Linked DNA regions of Homo sapiens: region 1 is linked to region 2. Evidence: chromatin loops called from intact Hi-C (ENCODE). Cell type or tissue: dorsolateral prefrontal cortex. All regions are shown on one strand. Each heading gives the region's core, and the rest is flanking DNA. Links, peaks and the distances in the headings are about the cores only.

Region 1 (2,907 bases), core at 271-2,770, 51 kb before region 2:
GAGGAACCAGCCGAGCTACCCAACTTCCTACCTACAGAACAATTAGATCATACATTTGCATGGCTTGAAGCCACTAAGCTTGTGGGGATTTCTTTCAGAAATAATAGAAAATGAATACAGAAACCTGATCACTTTCACATAAAATATTAAATTTTTGGCAAAATAACACATACATTTGGTAAAAAATAAAACAGTACAAAAAGAACTATACTGCAAAATCAGCAAAACCCTGCCCTGCCCTTGCTGCCTGCAATCCAACTTTCTTCTCTTAATTATTTTTTCTGATATTACCTCCATATCTCTAAAAAATGTTGCTGTATCTAGATTTGTGAACACAGACATTGCGTATTAACTTTCTATTATGAGAGAATCAAATGTAGCTCCTTCATCCTTTTTCATCACACTACAATTGCTTTAATATGTTTGTTTTTATTTTTTGTTTCTTTGGTTTTTTTTTTTTTTTTTTTTTTTTTTTTGAGAAAGTCTCGCTCTGTTGCCCAGGCTGGGGTGTAGTGGTGCCATCTTGGCTCACCGCAACCTCTGCCTCCCAGGTTCAAGCGATTATTGTGCCTCAACCTCCTGAGTAGCTGGGAATACAGGCATGCACCACCACACCCAGCTAATTTTTGTATTTTTACTAGAGGTGGGATTTCCCCACATTGGTCAGGTTGGTCTCCAACACCTGACCTCAGGTGATCTGCCCGCCTCGGCCTCCCAAAGTGCTAGGGTGTGTTACAGGTGTGAGCCACCGCACCCGGCCACAATTGCTATAATATGAATGAATTCCACCTCCAGTGTTGGCCTAACTCTTGCAGGTGTACTATGATTGCATCTCTTTTCTTAGTCCATGTTATAAAATTTCCCTGTTTGGTAACTTGCATAATTTACTAGACACATATCTTTATTTCCAATACTCCATCAGGCACCTTCTACAGAGTTTTCCTTTATTCTAGAATCCCTATCCCCAGGTATCCCTCTTTCCCTTCCATCCACACACACACACACACACACACACACTGCTCCTCTCCCACTCTAATCTGGTCTGGGTGGTCTCCAAGTTACGTAAACAGGTGGTTGTCATCCTGAGGTGTCTCTGCCTCTCTTTTGGCATTGATTCACTGTTTCCTGATTCCTGTATCTTTCTTATTCTTGGCTTGTGCCACCATTTTTGAGGAATACATCCTCTAGGAAGTTCTACAAAAAAGAATGCAGGATATATTAATGTTTTAGGTTCTTTAGGTCTAATATTGCCATCTTTATGCCACTGAAATGGTAATTTGGCTGGTTATAACAGTCTGAGGGAAGATCATGTGGCCTGTGCATTTGGAGGCCCTTGATCCACACTGTTCTGCATTTGGAAGCGCTGCTGCACTGTCTTCTGCACTGGGAAGTCGCTTATGCACCGTCTGACATATTAGGAAGGCACTGCTCTGCCGTCTCTGCATTTGGGGGCACTGTTCTGCTGTACTCGGCATTTGGATGTTACTGCTCACTGTACTCCAGCTGGAGGCACGGCTCCAACATTCTCTGCATTTGGAAGGAAACATTCCAGTGTTTTCTGCAGTGGGAAGCCCTTTTTCCATTCTTCTGTGGATGTGGAAGGCACTGCTCTGCTTGTGTGTTTGGGGGACACTGTTCTGCTGCTCTCTTCTTTACCATCATCTTCATCTGCAGGCACAAACCCTGTCTTCTGCTGCAGAGCCACTGCCTCCCTGCCCTTTGCAGGCTGAGGCACTGCTCCACAACTACTGCTTCCCTTTGGAGTCAATGCTCCCCTGTCATCTTCACTGACCTGGGACTGCTTGGCAGTCTTATGTATTTAAAGAGACAGCATTCCCTCTTTGCTCTGTATGTGGGAAGGCTCACAACCCACACTGTTGTATTGGGAGGCAGGGCTCCCATGCCCCTTGCACTTGGCTGTCTCTGCTGCTCTCTCACTTTCATCTGGAGTCACTGCTTCCCTGCCCAGTGCATTTGGAAGGCACAGCTGCCCTGTCCTCTGCCTTCGGTGGAACTGCCTCACTCCACTGTGCGCTTCCATGGGCCTGCCCCTTGTCCCCTGCATGTGGAAGGCACGGCTCCACTCTCCTCTACATTTGGAGGCATTTCACTGTGATCTGCCTTTGGGGACACCACTCCATTTACCCTGTGGTTTGGTTTGGATCTATGTCCCTTCCAAATCGCATATTGAAATGTAATCCCCAATGTTGGAGGTGGGGCCTGATGGGAGGACTGGATCATGGGGACATATCCTTCATGGATGGCTTAGTGCCGTCCCCTTGGTAATGAGTGAGTTTTTGCTGTGAGTTCACGCGAGATCTGGTTGTTTAAAGGTGTCTGGCACCTTCCCCTTCTCTCTCTTGCTCCCACTCTCGCCATGTGACCTGCCTGCTCCCCCTTTACCTTCCGCCAGGAGTGAAAGCTCTCTGAGTCCTCCCCAGAAGTTGAGCAAATGCTGGCACCCAGCTTTGTGTACAGCCCACAGAACCGTGGGCAAGTTACATCTCTTTTCTTTCTTTCTGTTTTTGAGGCAAAGTCTCACTCTGTCACCCAGGCTGGAGTGCAGTGGTGTGATCTCAGCTCACTGCAACCTCAACTTCCTGGGCTCAAATGATTCTCCTGCCTTAGCCTCCCGAGTAGCTGGGACTACAGGTGTGAAACACGATGCCTGGCTAATTTTTGTATTTTTAGTAGAGACGGGGTTTCACCATGTTGGCCAGGCTGGTCTCGAACTCCTGACCTTAAGTGATTGTCCTCCCAAAGTGCTGGGATTACAGGCGTGAGCCACCGTGCCCAGCCTCTTTTCTTTATAAATTGCTCAGTCTCAGGTATGCCTTTATGGCAATGCGAAAACAGCCTAACATAACCTGTGTCAGAGGCTCTGCCCACAGCCCTCCACATTTGGAG
Region 2 (2,907 bases), core at 120-2,619:
CCTGGGAAAGAGGGGTAGCAGAAAGGCATCGGAACAAAAGGTGAGTTAACTCGTCTCTAATACGTAAAGATCTATAAACAGAATTTTCGCGTATTTGAAGATACAGGATACAATTGACATCATGAAGCATCAAGATACATGATATCAAAGTGAGATGTCAGATCAGTGCAAATTTTCAAGGATTTCTGAGAATTAACCCCTTTCCATGGGGTTGTAGTATGACATCTGTGGCCATCTTTAATCCACCACAAAGATGGATTAAAGATGGATTAAAGCCACAAAGATGTGGCTGAGTCCTTGGTGGAGTGATCCAAACCCCCATTCCTGAGGGATCTGAGTCCTGGGTGGTCCTGCCTCATTGGGGTTGCTAGAAGCCCCCACTGACTTTCATCACTGTAACTGGCAGTGTTGCTAGGCTCCCTGGAGAATTCACTGGATTTGAAGCAGAGTCCTCCCTGCTCCCCTCGATAATAGGGTCATTCACTGGCCGATGGCCCTTGATGCCAGTTGGTCTGAGTGGTGTGAGGGGCCCAGCATGGCCAGGCGGCCGTCCCAGCTTCCAGTTTAGCAGAACCCCTGCTGCCTCCTGCTGGGGACCCATTCTCCCATGGGAATTTAAAGCCTCTAATCCAGAGCCTGGAGTATTGGTGAGGAGCAGCAGAGGTGCGGTGAGCAGGCACTGGATGAGGGAGGGGCCTTTGCGTGTTTTCCCGGGCTCCGGGCTTGTTCTTCTGGCTGGGGGAGAGGCAGCACATCCAGCAGTGTCACTGGCACCCGACAGGGCAGCCCTGGAACCCGCAACGGCTGCCAGAACCAGTCTTCAGCGGGTCTCATCACTGTTCTGTGAGGCCAGCTGCCTCTGGGGGTGGGCACAGGACGGGGACGGGAGCCTGTGAGCCCTGGTCTTTGGTCACACCGCTCTATTCCGTGGTGAAATGAGTCTGTTGCTTGGGATCTATGGCGTGGAGGCACCGTGATGGGGGAGGTGCTGGCAGCACCAGGGCAGGCCAGAGGGAAGGTCACACCCAGAGTGACCATCACTCCCATGAGGATAATGGGAGCCCCAGAGTGATGGCAGGGATGCAGAGTGGCTGACCTGCCACCTGGTGGCTGGCTGGGCACTGAACTGCAGCTGCAGCCTGATCGGCCCAGGGAGAAGTTCTTTTATTGAATCTACGGTGTTTCGTTCTCAAGCAAATGCCAGAGGAGCCAGGAACAGAGGCTGTGAGGTGCACAGAGGGGACCACTGGCCCACCTGATCGTCCAGTGCCTCCTCGGCCCCAGCGCCCCTTGGAGGGCACTTGTGAAGCACTTGCTGTCCCACACTCCGGGTGGTTCCTCCCCAGGCCTCCCAGCCCTTACTCCCCCGATCCTGCCCCTCCACCTCCCTGACCCCTGAACTAATGGTTAACAGCCATCCATGAATCAGTGTAAACCTGTGCCTTCGGCCCTCTCTTCTTCAGACAATGTGGGCAACACATGTACCAGGAAGATGTCCCTTCTCCACGTCCTTCCCCTAGGTGGGCCTCAGTGTCACCTAGAGTTGGGGCCAACATTTCTTGCAGCTCTGTCTATAAGTCACCTCCGAAAGTTTTTCCTCCTCAGACGGCTTCGAGACCGTAGGGGGCGGGTGGGCTGTGGGGAAAGCGGCAATGCAGCAGGTACTGTGGGAGTCGCAGCCCCCGCAGGTACAGCCTCCCTGCGCCCTCCAGACCTGCCCTGCCTCGGGCCCCATCCACAGCACCTGGGCATGACGACAGAGCACTGTGTGCACATGCAGATACCAGTGGGGCTGGGCGAGAGGTTGATACTCGATTGCTGTTGGGTGTTTCGGGGCTCATGGCCACCTACTCTGTCTCTCTGTCTCTGTCTCTCTCACCATCAGGCGCTCCACCCCCACAGCAGCCCAGCAGTGGGAAGTTAGCTGAATGCCAACAGGAGAGATTTTTGGCATTGCTCAAAACCCAAGAGACCACAGATTTCCCCTCTGGGGGCCTGCCATGGCCCCGTAGAGCATTCCAACTTGCCTTAGACTCATCGTGTGTCATTGAATGTTCTGGGTCATTAGGCCCAAGGGGCAGCACTGCTTGTACTTGGCCTGCACCTGCGGAACAGCCTCTGAGCCGCACATTTAACTGTGGTGCACAGGAGGCCCGCCGGGCACCGCACCTTCCTTTACTGGCAGGGGTGCGAGGCGCAGCAGCTCGTCTTTCCCTCTGCAAGGGATCCCTTGGCTTGCCTGAACTTGCATATAACAGAAACCCCAAATAACAGTGGCTTGATCAAGACAGGTGCATCGGCTCCTATATGGGAAACATGGGGTGAGGCGGTGGCTGGCACTAGTTTGGCAGCTGGGGGACGTCAGTGTCAATGTCTTGGGTTCTTCTACCGTTCCCCTCACTGTGGCAATGTGGTTGCTTTGCAGCCCACACAGCCTCATTTCAGGCAACAGGAAGGAGAACCCAGGTGGAAGCGGAGAGTGGTGGTCCCCATGTCAGGAAGGCAGCACTCACAGAAGTCTCTGGAAGACAGATGCTTCCATTCCACTGGCCAGAGATAAGCTGCCCTCACTGCGAGGAAGGCAGGGGAATGGTGGAGTTTTCAGCTGGGCGCATTTCCATCTCCAACAGCATCTGAACCCTGCTGGTGAAACTCAGGAAGAATGAATACAGAACTGGCATTCTCAGCCACATGTGGCTTGCAGGGTTGTTTTGATGACTGAAGGCACTCACTGGCACCCAGAAAGACCTTAGCAAGCTGCCTGGCTGTTATCGCCTTTATTTATTGCTAAGTGCTCAAAAATGTGGAGGGCAGGGGGTTGGTCAGCTCCAGTCATGAATTTGGCTCTCCCTTCTGCTCCTCAGCAGAGGAACCGCTTCCCACTTCCCCTTCTGCATTTTAGAGAGG

Evidence for each region. Peaks named below come from ENCODE experiments on the same cell type or tissue, not always from the same donor. Only the 100,000 strongest peaks of a DNase experiment are listed, where the experiment ranks them.
Region 1: a loop joins it to region 2, with 10 times the contacts of the local background. A loop is called at or near these places in 8 of 110 quality-filtered maps.

The regions. Positions count from the first base shown.
Region 1 is chr2:95,263,360-95,266,266 of GRCh38, forward strand. It overlaps a transcript of ZNF892 not described here. Among named protein-coding and RNA genes, the nearest start is that of PROM2, 9.6 kb to the right of the region's middle. RefSeq lists a silencer at 1,605-1,789. In dorsolateral prefrontal cortex, for the core only: a CTCF peak has its summit at 1,505; DNase peaks (open chromatin) are centred at 732 and 1,452; H3K27ac peaks cover 1,120 bases.
Region 2 is chr2:95,314,150-95,317,056 of GRCh38, forward strand. The region is part of intron 2 of KCNIP3 (potassium voltage-gated channel interacting protein 3); the gene reads left to right. Among named protein-coding and RNA genes, the nearest start is that of KCNIP3, 18 kb to the left of the region's middle. RefSeq lists an enhancer at 1,589-2,089. In dorsolateral prefrontal cortex, for the core only: a CTCF peak has its summit at 1,096 (motif pointing left); a DNase peak (open chromatin) is centred at 1,102; H3K4me3 peaks cover 1,040 bases; H3K27ac peaks cover 2,500 bases.